Linked DNA regions of Homo sapiens: region 2 is linked to region 1. Evidence: read pairs that join two places in POLR2A ChIA-PET (ENCODE). Cell type or tissue: OCI-LY7. All regions are shown on one strand. Links, peaks and the distances in the headings refer to the core of each region. The heading gives the core; the rest is flanking DNA.

The links. ChIA-PET counts read pairs that join two places held together with the same protein. Peaks named below come from ENCODE experiments on the same cell type or tissue, not always from the same donor. Only the 100,000 strongest peaks of a DNase experiment are listed, where the experiment ranks them.
Region 2: POLR2A ChIA-PET joins it to region 1 with 6 read pairs; 3 of 35 experiments call an interaction of 5 or more read pairs at or near these places.

Annotation. Positions count from the first base shown.
Region 1 is chr6:156,765,255-156,770,640 of GRCh38, forward strand. No RefSeq gene overlaps it. Among named protein-coding and RNA genes, the nearest start is that of ARID1B, 9.4 kb to the right of the region's middle. RefSeq lists an enhancer at 2,614-2,673. In OCI-LY7, for the core only: no CTCF peak of the experiment used is centred there; a DNase peak (open chromatin) is centred at 3,127.
Region 2 is chr6:157,174,490-157,179,875 of GRCh38, forward strand. It overlaps ARID1B (AT-rich interaction domain 1B), which reads left to right. Exons shown (of 20, transcript NM_001374828.1): 11 at 358-516. Among named protein-coding and RNA genes, the nearest start is that of TMEM242, 150 kb to the right of the region's middle. In OCI-LY7, for the core only: no CTCF peak of the experiment used is centred there; no DNase peak of the experiment used is centred there.

The DNA.
Region 1 (5,386 bases), core at 256-5,255:
GACTTGGGAGCAGTGGCTGGACATTTGGGGGAATGACACGAACCAAGGCACAGAGAGAGGAACCAGCAACAGTGGGTGAGGGCGGAGAGGCCAGGGCCGTCCTGAGGGGCACCATGGTGGACTGGAGGGCCACGGGGCAGTGAGGCCTGAAAGAAAAGGAGCAGATAGGGGCTGCCTTAGGGTTGGGAGGCTGTGGCTAGGAGGACAAGAAGTTGGTGAAGGAAACAGAAAGTGTGGAAGAAGCTAGAATGGTCTCAGGGAAATCAGGGAAGGGGAAAAATAATTTTGAGACTCACAGAGTCACCGGTGGCCACTAACTGGTCCATTCGCCACAGGAAACTGAAGTCTGTCAGTAGGTGCCTCTTTCAGGTGGAGGACCGCCATCTGCCCTTGAGACTTCCATCCCACCCACACCCCTGAGTCCTCCCGCACATATCTGGCACTTAGAAGGGCTTATATCATGTAAACAGACCTCCTATCTCAGCTCTAATCCGCAGGAGTAGAATTAGTTACAAAACACCACGCTCCAGATATCAATACATATTTCTAAAAGATGGAAGCAGGGGAAAGCCAAGAAAAGACAAGAGGGTTTTTCTAGAAGAAAGAAGGTAATGAGAAATCAGAGATGGAAATTTTCCAGGAACCAGATGAGGCTAGAAATTAGAATGTGGCAGGGGTTATGGAATAAAATGGAGTCAGTGGGGCCAATTGTTTAAGGAATTTCTCTCTGGAAAATCAGCAAGGAAGAATACTAATTGGAAAGGCTAAGAGGGTCTTACTCATCTTCTACAGTTTTATGTTTGTTTGTTTCTGAGACAGGGTCTCTTGCTCTGTTGCCCAGGATGGTGCATAGTGGCATGATCATGGCTCACTGCAACCTCAACCTCCCAGGCTCAAGCAATCCTCCCAGCTCAGCCTCTCAAGTAGCTGGGACTGCAGGAGTGCACCACCACACCTGGCTAATTTTATTTTTTATTTTTTTTGTAGAGACTGGGTCTCATTTTGTTGCCCAGGCTGGCCTTGAACTCCTGGCCTGAAGTCACCCTCCCACCTAGGCCTCCCAAAGTGTTGGGATTACAAGTATGAGCCATCGCAACCATCCATCTTCTACAGTTTTAACCTCAAGCCTAAAATTGCTATGACTTCCATGAATTATCTCACATTAGTAAGAGGATCTAGCCTGGCTAATGATACATGTATCAAATGATAAATTATAGTTTGTAACATTGTTTTTTTCCTAGACCCAGTGATGTCTTTAGTAACCATGTCTGGCTGTGTCTCTCGCTCTCTCTCTGTCATTCTACCTCTCTCATCCCTCCCTCTTCTTCCCCACTTCTGTTCCCTTCCAGTTTCTTCCTTCCTTGTCCTCTTCTCCACATCACTGTGGGTGACATGGACTCTCATATCTGTGCATGAACCAATCCTTGTCATTGCAGCCAAAGGGACCCACGTGGGCCCACATGGTAGGGTGCAGGTTCCAGAGGCCTAGGGCCAGCAGCTTCCTTTACTTCCCTCTTCCCTCCTGCCTTGGTACCAGCCTCCTTTTGTAGCGGTAGAGGATCTATGGTGCTTCGTCATCACCTCTAAAGTAAAAATGTTCTACATCATCCCCTGTCCTATGTAGCCACAGAATCATGGCATTAACTTGGGCTTGCCTGGAAAAGAGCCCCCCCTACTGCATGACCCTCCTTCTCAGTACCCATCTCCATCTATCAAGAGTCTATCATGCCATGGTCAGCGGTGGCAAACCCTGGGATTCCAGCTTTGAGGGAATGGGTTGAGGATCCATGAGACTGAACTGTTCAGAAGGAAAGAAAAACTTTTCCAATATTTAGGTATGTTCTCCTTTTCATACCTTCAGCTCATTAATATCTAGGGCTGGGTCTGAGGGGATATTGTGCAGGAAATAGACTTTGTCCCCACCATTCAGCCTCCCATTCACTGAGGTCCCTCCTCCTGCTTCAGCCCACCTTCTTTCTGGCATCCACATCCTCTTTCTCATCTCCTCTCCTTCATCAAAGCAGGCTTTCAGAAACAGATCCAAAATATGTTCATAAGAAGGTGTAAATAACTGATACAAGTTTAAGGTATTACTTGTTAGAAGCAAATTTGTATTTTGACAAGGCTCAAAGCCTTTGCGGAAAAGAATAAATCCATAAATCTTTAATGGAGAAAGTTTAATTACATAGCAGGAGAAATGCTTGGGGTTGAGTGGAGTATACCTGGTTTTCCTGAAAGCATACAACACACATCTATTCTACTTAGACATTAACACACACACACACACACACACACACACACACACACACACACTCCTCAAACCTTATCTGTTTAATTCCAGGCAATATGTTAAGTACTTACATATACTTTCTCATTTAATTCTTACCCCCAGAAATTGTACGAAGTAGATATTTAGTGTCTCACGTACATCCTGGTACACACGAAGGTCAGCACATTGCCCAAACTTGCACGGCCTGTAAACATGGAGCTGGGATGCGAATCTACCCTCTTTCCACAGATCATGAAGCCCCCGGCAGGAATACTCCATCCTTGTGGCGAGGAGGAGTAGTTTTCCTGTTTGCCTCCTGGGTTGCTATGTTAAGGAACATGTAGAGCTTTAAGTACCTTTTCTTGTAAGTCATCTTTAAAAGGCCTCTTAATCATCTTTGTTTTTCTCTGAACTCCCCAGAGTCTGTGTGTGTCATCCTCATAATGATTTGCTTGAAATGAAACACAGTGGCCTGGTCTATTTTCACTTTTCAGCCTATGCAGGATATAAAAATAAACAGCATATGGTGAAAAGTTAATGAGATTTAAAAAAATAAGTTCACTTAAAATAATCCATGGGGTTTTCTACATGTGTTCTTGGTCTGGTTTCAAAAACCACAGGAGTTTTACTATGCTTTAGAAAAGGGTAAATATTTTGCATTGTTTCTATTGGGGTCAATGGGAAACCAATCTTGTAGAATCAGCACTAATAATCATGTTGTTTGTAAACAACTGCCATGCTAGACTAGTACAGACCAAGCCTTACTGTTATGTGCCCAAGCGTTAAAACATGTACATAGCAACTCTGCAATGCTCTCTACAGTTGCGAATCTCATGCCTACACAATAGTCCCTTAGCTAACAAGAATGAGGAAGTCTACCTGGAGGAAGATGGTAAGTCAGACAGACTTCCTTTCTTAGAGCAGTAGCCCTCTGAACACAGCTGGAAACATGTTACCTTGATAGGTAGAAACCACCTTTTAAGAAAAATGCTCTCTGCCTTATTTTTGTATTTTTTGGTGGGGGGCGGGGGGCGGCGTGCAGGGGGACAGGGTCTTGCTCTGTCACCCAGGGTGGAATGCAGTGGTACAAACATGTTTCACTGCAGCCTCAGACCTCCCGGGCTTAAGCGATCCTTCCACCTCAGCCACCTAAGTAGCTGGGACTACAGGTGCGTGCCACCATGCCCACCTTTTTTTTTTTTTAGAGATCGGGTCTTACTATGTTTGCCAGGCTGGTCTTGAACTGCTGAGCTCAATCCTCCTGCCTGGGCCTCTCAAAGTGCTAGAATTACAGGTGTAAGCCAACATGCCTGGCCTTCTCTGCCTTTTAAGTAATTTTTTAAGTTAGGAATCCTGTATTTATTTATTTTATTGAGACAGGGTCTCACTCTGTTGCCAAGGCTTGTGTGCAGTGGTGTGATCACTGCTTATCGCATCCTCCAACCTCCCAGGCTCAAGTGATCCTCCCACCTCAACCTCCTGAGTAGCTGGGACCACAGGCACATACCATCATGCTTAGCTGATTTTTGTATTTTTTGGTAGAGATGGGGTTTCGCCATGTTGTCCAGGATGGTCTCAAACTCCTGGGCTCAAGCAACCCACTCGCCTCAGCTTCCCAAAGTGCTGGGATTACAGGCATGAGCCACTGTGTCCAGCCTGTCTTTATTTTAAATGACCAGCATAGTCATTGCTGCTTTAGCTACATCAGTTCTCTGCTCTGAAAGAAACAATTAATTTGAAAATGCATGTAATAATTTTATTTGCATGTTTGGATTCAGCCATAAAATTATGTTGACAATTGAGCCCCCACTGTGGGTTCAGGAATGTTCTGAGTGTGGTAGACAATATAACAGAAATTGAAGACAGGGACTTTGTCCTTGAGAAATTGATCCATCCAGCTAGGGAGATGAAAATTACCTTAATAAAGTACAGTTATCAAACACTTCTGGTGTGCCAGGTGCTGTGCTCAGAGCTTTGAAGACCTTATTTCACTGAATCCTCAGAAACCTGGGGAAGTAAGCACTACTGCGATCTGTGTGTTATACAGGAGTAAACCAAGGTTTGGGATGTTTACAAACTCTTCAAAGGGTTGTTGTGAGGATTATGTGAGAAACCATAATGCATTATATCAGTTGGGTTTACATGTGATTTTCTACAAAAAAAAAAAAAAAAAGAAAGAAAAAGGGGGAAAAAAGACCAAAACAAAGCAAAAAATACCAGAAGCTTAAACAAGACAGAAGTTTATTCTTATTTCTCATACACGAAGTCAGGAGGTAGACAGCAGCTGAGCTGCCCTGAGCAGCTCCGCTTGAGCGTGTGGACGTACTGACTTCCAAGGGAATATGCAAAATGTCGATTTTTTTAAACAGGTGGTCATGTGCCCAGCTAAACACTGGGGCTTCTGTAACTAAAGGTGGGAAGAACAGATATTGGGTTAGTTAGGCAACTTGCTTCTCTGCCGTATGTATGCAAAGTGCCAGACACGGGATAAACATACTAAGTGGTATGTAATAACAGTTACAAAGCTCAATGCAGCCTAGAGGTGGTTTGGTTCATTGATTAAATACAACTCTTTGTGTCTGAGGTTTTCTCTTTTTTACGCTTGTGCACTATCCCTAAACAGGTAAGTGAATGAGAACAAGGGAGGGTGTACCGCAGGCCGGGGGCATCCCCATCCCCGCTTGGGCCAGCTTCTCCTTTACCTTTTCCAGAGATTCGAGGTGGTTTGCCCTAAGGTTTCACACCTGTGTGAAGGTGGCAGGAAGCAGCCAAGTCATGATGCAAAGCAAGGACGCTGCCCAGGCCTGGGCATTTCAGCTTCTGCTTGCCTCTCCTGCTCCCTCTCAGCACCTGTGAATGACAGCTCAGGTCTCTGGCAAATGGGAAAAACCCAGGACATGCCAGTCACATTGGACAAGACATCCTCTGTATCAGTGACAACAAGCAAGACGCCCCTCATGCTGTGCAAGCAGGTGGCCCTGAGAAAGGGTTGGTTGTAACTCATGGTTAGGTGTCTTGAATTTGGTCCATTTATTTTGAAAGGTTTTCCATGGATCATCTCAATCTCACAAATTCCTAGATAACAGAGAAGATGCTCAGGCTACAGAATGTTCCCAC
Region 2 (5,386 bases), core at 20-5,019, 410 kb after region 1:
AATATTTTGCTTTCCTGCCTTATTTGATAAATAAGGTGAACAGCTTTTTTTTTTTCTTTCTTTCATAAGGGGTAACCCATGCTTAGCATTCCATGTAAGCTTGAAGTAAGCATGGTGGCGTACTGGCCTTCTCCAGCATCCAGCAGACTTACCCAATTATACTAATTAAGAATGTTGTTTTAATACCTTTATCTATGTGTGGTTTTGTGTGTTTGTTTGTACATGTCTTTATATATATATATATATATATAATATATATAAAAAAATTAGTTTGTTAAAGTGGATGTACTTTTTGTTATTTTAAATAAAGTTTGCCCTACCTTTGTCATTTTTTTTTTTTTTATTCCTCTACCACAGGATAGCTACAGCTCTCAGGGTATTTCTCAGCCCCCAACCCCAGGCAACCTGCCAGTCCCTTCCCCAATGTCCCCCAGCTCTGCTAGCATCTCCTCATTTCATGGAGATGAAAGTGATAGCATTAGCAGCCCAGGCTGGCCAAAGACTCCATCAAGCCCTGTAAGTGGCTCTGGTTTTTTTTTGTTTTTTTTGTTTTTTGTTTTTTTGGGGTTTTTTGATAATTAATTAATTCTACTTGAATGCTTGCTTGTTTATTTGTTTTGTAAGACTTTTTCTTCATTATTTATCCATGAAAGGGTTTTCTTTATAAATAATAATATTAGTGACAAAATGAATAAAGTTTGCGTGCATCAAAGAAGTTGATTTCTGGTAATGAAAAAGCTGTTATAAAGAAGCACCTCTATACAAAGCATGCGAGTGTGTTAACTGGGTCCAAACTCCTTCACACAGTGACTTTTTAAAAATGTCTGATCCATTATGCACTTATAGAAGATTCTTCAAATGCGTTACTTCTCCATTTATATGGGAACTAATAGCAGCCATTGACTGAATGATAAGTTTGGCCCCTGACCTGTATTTTGCATGTTCTATCTATTTCAAAACTGCCTACCTGAAAGAAGTAAATACTCAATTTGGGTATGGTTTAGTGTAACATCAGCCCTGCTTTATTTTTAACCCATTTGTCTGAAATTAATAAAAACGTACAAGTTGTTAGTATGTGAATGAATTTTTAGTTTAATAATGTGTACCTATGTTAGAATCAGTTGAGATAGAACAATTGTATTCTGCACAAGACTGCTGATAATCTTGAAATTAAGTGTTGATTTTTGTATGATATATAAATTATAACAAAAATGTCACGGATGTATCAGGGAATTTTGTAAGCCTCAATGTTCTTCTGACCCTAGAAGTGGGCCTTTAGTTTCCTACTAAAGAAATTCTGTACCATTAGAGAGAAAAAAAAAATGGTGCTGAAGCAACCTTTATTTTACATTCATATAAAGAATCAAAAGATCTTAAAAAAAAAAAAACAACATGCAATTACTTGCCAAGAAGGCTTAATTAACATGCTCATTTCTGTAAGGCGATGTATTGACGAGCACGGCTCAGGAAGGCAAGTTGGAGGCAAGAAGACCCTAGCTGTGCAGAATCTGGCAATCTAGTCAAAACCCCAAAAGGAGGCTGCTATTAATTATCCATTCACTGGTTTAAACAGATAGAGCCTGAAGGCTTGAAGAGTTGGTTGTTCTAGTAAATGTTTGTAAAATTCACATGCAGCTCTAGGATAACCAGCATTTTCCCTTTCAGAGGAGGAAAGGGCGATATTCGCTCTTACCTTCTCTGTAGCTACGTTTCGATTTTGCAGCACCCGTGATGAAAGAGAAAGCGCTTCTAGGATGGGTATAGCAGACAGTGCGCTTCTAGGAGGGGTGCATCCGAACTCGCAGGAAGGGGCGCAACTCCTGCATTTTGATGTCTTTGTGTTATTTGCTTTGAGTCTCAGAAGGCAGCCGACATTGTGTTTTTCCCTCATAGTCTGCCCTGGTTTTTTGTTTTGTTTTCTTTTTTTAATAGGAAAAGCATTCCTGAATCAGTAATGCTCTCAAGTTAACAGGTAGAATTCAGATAACTTCTCAAAAGTATTTGTGTGTTGGCCCAGAGGGAGAATTTCAGAGGTTAAAAATAATAATCTTTAAAACTTAAGATAATAATTAAGGGCCGGGTGCGGTGGCTCACGCCTATAATCCCAGCACTTTGGGAGGACGAGGCGAGTGGATCACCTGAGCTCAGGAGTTCAAGACCAGCCTGGCCAACATGGTGAAACCTTGTCTCTACTAAAAATACAAAAATGAGCCAGGCATGGTGATGGGTGCCTGTAATCCCAGCTACTCGGGAGGCTGAGGCAGGAAAATCACTTGAACCCGAGAGGCGGAGGTTGCAGTGAGCCGAGATCGCGCCACTGCACTCCAGCCTGGGCGACAGAGTGAGACTCCATTTCAAAAAAAAGATAATAAGAATGAGCACTTATTAAAAAGAAAGACTAACAATAGACCATATTATATTGTTTAAAACTTTTCATCTTGCTAATTTCATTGACTTATAAAGAAGGCTTGAGATAGTCACAATATTTTAATTCACTAGTTAAGATTATCTCCATCCACTGTAGGAGACTTTATCAAAATCTGACTTTCTCCTTTAATGTAAGACAATAGCAAACTGAATTATAAACTTTGTTTTCTGATTATAATTAAACTTGAAATTGTGTATTTTTTCTCAATATTTCCATATATATGATCTCTTCCTGTACCATAAATAGTTTTAAGAATTTGCAAGCAAACTTCTGGCTCCTGTAGTAGATAGGAACAAGAGAAGCTGAAGTTCACAGTAGTGGAAAATGTCAGATTATTGCTCTGTGTTGAGAAAACAGCCACTTTTTTGAATGAGATGCTAATTCAAAAAGGGGAGCAAAAGAGAGTATAATGAAGAACCTAACATTATCTCTGCTATCAAATCACTGCAAATACATGCAACCCCGGAATAGTTAACTGCTCTTTCTGAGATGCCGCTTCAATTTGGGCTTAAAATTGCTCTTAATAGTGTCCTTAATAAAGCCTGTCTAACAGCAGGTCTGGAAAAGGCAAAATGATGAAGATGCTCTATGCTTTGACAGTGTACTGTGGACCAACATTGTTTTGTTACAGAACATTCTAAAATAAAAATAAACATTTGTCCATACACATACACATACACATATTACCAGGCATATGGTAAAGACTGCTGAAATGTAAATCTGCCTAAAAGACTTGAGGAAAATGTACTTATAGGCTTAATTAAAGTATATGCAAGGAAAACATTTGTGGCACCATAATAATGTCTTGCTGTAATTTTACAGCAATTTCCATTCCTTTTTCTTGCCTCCACAAAGTTTCACAGCAGTAGGATACAATTTTTGCAACACTGAGGCGGTACTAGGTAGGCCTTAGTGACTGGGAAAAGTGAACCCGTCTTTCCGAAGGGCGAGTTTGTTTGCCTACTGTCAGTGGGAGGAGTGTAAATGAAGACCTTTATCCAAAGCCAGCGTCTATGAACAAGGACAGTATGTTTGGAGCCTGGTCAGTGATGAGAGTGATAACGTACATGCTCTCTATTCACTAAGTCTTTAATTGCGCTCTGTTCAGACACTAAATATTGGCTGTGGTCATTGCCTGCCCAGTATGCGAACCATAAGCTGGGGTGGAGGCGTTGAGTGCTGGCAGCGGACGCAACCTCTTGCTCAGCCTTCAGTCTTACTAGACTGTGCCCACGTTCACTCCACACCTTGCTCGGTGAAATCCTGTTTATAGGATATTTGAATCAGCTGTTAATTCCTGTTAGCATGTTCCAAGCGTTTCACACCCTTTTTGTCCATTGGAGTAATCACTCATGGAAAAAAAAAATGCTATCACAGCCCTCCAGCATGCAGAGCACCACGCTAAGTGTTGGTGATCAGCATCCACCCAAACTCTGACTTGTGAAACTTAGGATCTAGTCGGAAAAGTGGGTGTCAGACAAATAGTTACGTGCAAAACATACAGTTTTACACAGTGTGTGACGTCGTGCTGCAAAGGAAAAGTAAAGCGTGTGGCAGTGGTGAAACTGAGGCCCTGGTTCAGCTAAGTGAGCCAGCCTCGGGAGGCCTCTTCCGAATTTATCACGTAAACTGAGGCCTGACCGTGTCAGTTCCCTGCAGATGCAGTTTCCTACATTATGGTGCCATAAAAATGCCTCTTAGAAGATCTAAAAATTATGAAAAAGAACTATTCTCTTAGAAAGTATCTTCATTTAATTTTTCCAGTGTTATGACAACAAATTGAGATAGGCACAAGTTAATTAAACTTAAGTTTATTTAACCAAGGAGAGAAAAGTTAATATATAGTCAAACTGTGTCCATCATTATCTCAGGCCTATTCCAGCTTGTAAGAATCCAGTCCCTTCAGAAGCAAGAACAAGCATTTCTGTGCCCCGTTGCTCTGTTCATGATTCTATTCATCCAGAACCACTCCCCAGTTTCAGTTTAGAGAGGACCAAACCAGGAACGGCAGATGGATCTTACAAACAGGATATTGGTTGAGCTAATTGGAGCAATTTTAAATTGAAATGATTGCCTTTATTTGTCTTATCTTTAAACTGAATCTCAAACTTTTACCTCAGTTTTTTACAAATAAAATGCAAGAGGGAAGTTGTTTTACTGTTAACTGATTATAGATTATAATGCCTTTTTCTTCATGTTCTTATTTCAATTTTTCACTTTTGAAAACGTTGGACCCATTTTTTTAAGTGTAACTCCCCAAAGAAGAAAAAAACTCTATACTAAAATTTAGAAACCTCCTAATAATAACTGTCCCGTTAATAAAAAAGAAAACTCCATACTAAAATTTAGGAACCTGTTTTTAATAACTGTCCCATTAATGACGGCAGAGCTTCTGAGGTGCTGCCCGGATGAGAGTCTTGTGTAAAGTGTGTTAGAGCAGCCTCTTTTCCTAGTCAAGTAGGCCTTGGGTACAAGGATATGAAAAATAAGCTTTAAAAATTTATTTGGATATATAGTTTCTATATTCTAAGTGTACATATGGGTTTATAGACATATATATATTCACACATATATGAATATGTATACATATATATTTTTTAAGCTCTTATCTAAAGTGGTTTTTAAGTGATGTGAAGTTTAACCTCAGCATCAAAGTATATTCTAAAATATAAAACAACTATTTTTTATCATTCTACATTTTTTATTTACATCAACTGTATCACCCATTACATATTTGATAAAGAGGTTATGCCTCAGTAATTCTGAAGCTGAAGGCTTAAAATCTCAGCCCAGTGACTCTGGAGAATCACGTGTTAGTTAAAGGGAAAGCGGCGGCCTCACATGCTGCGTAAGTTTCATTCTCAGGCATCCTTTCTGAGGGACCTACTTTTACTGGAGATCATTCTGCTAAATAAGGTAACATCTAGCCTCAATGGCAGTCATGTTAGTTAACCCCCT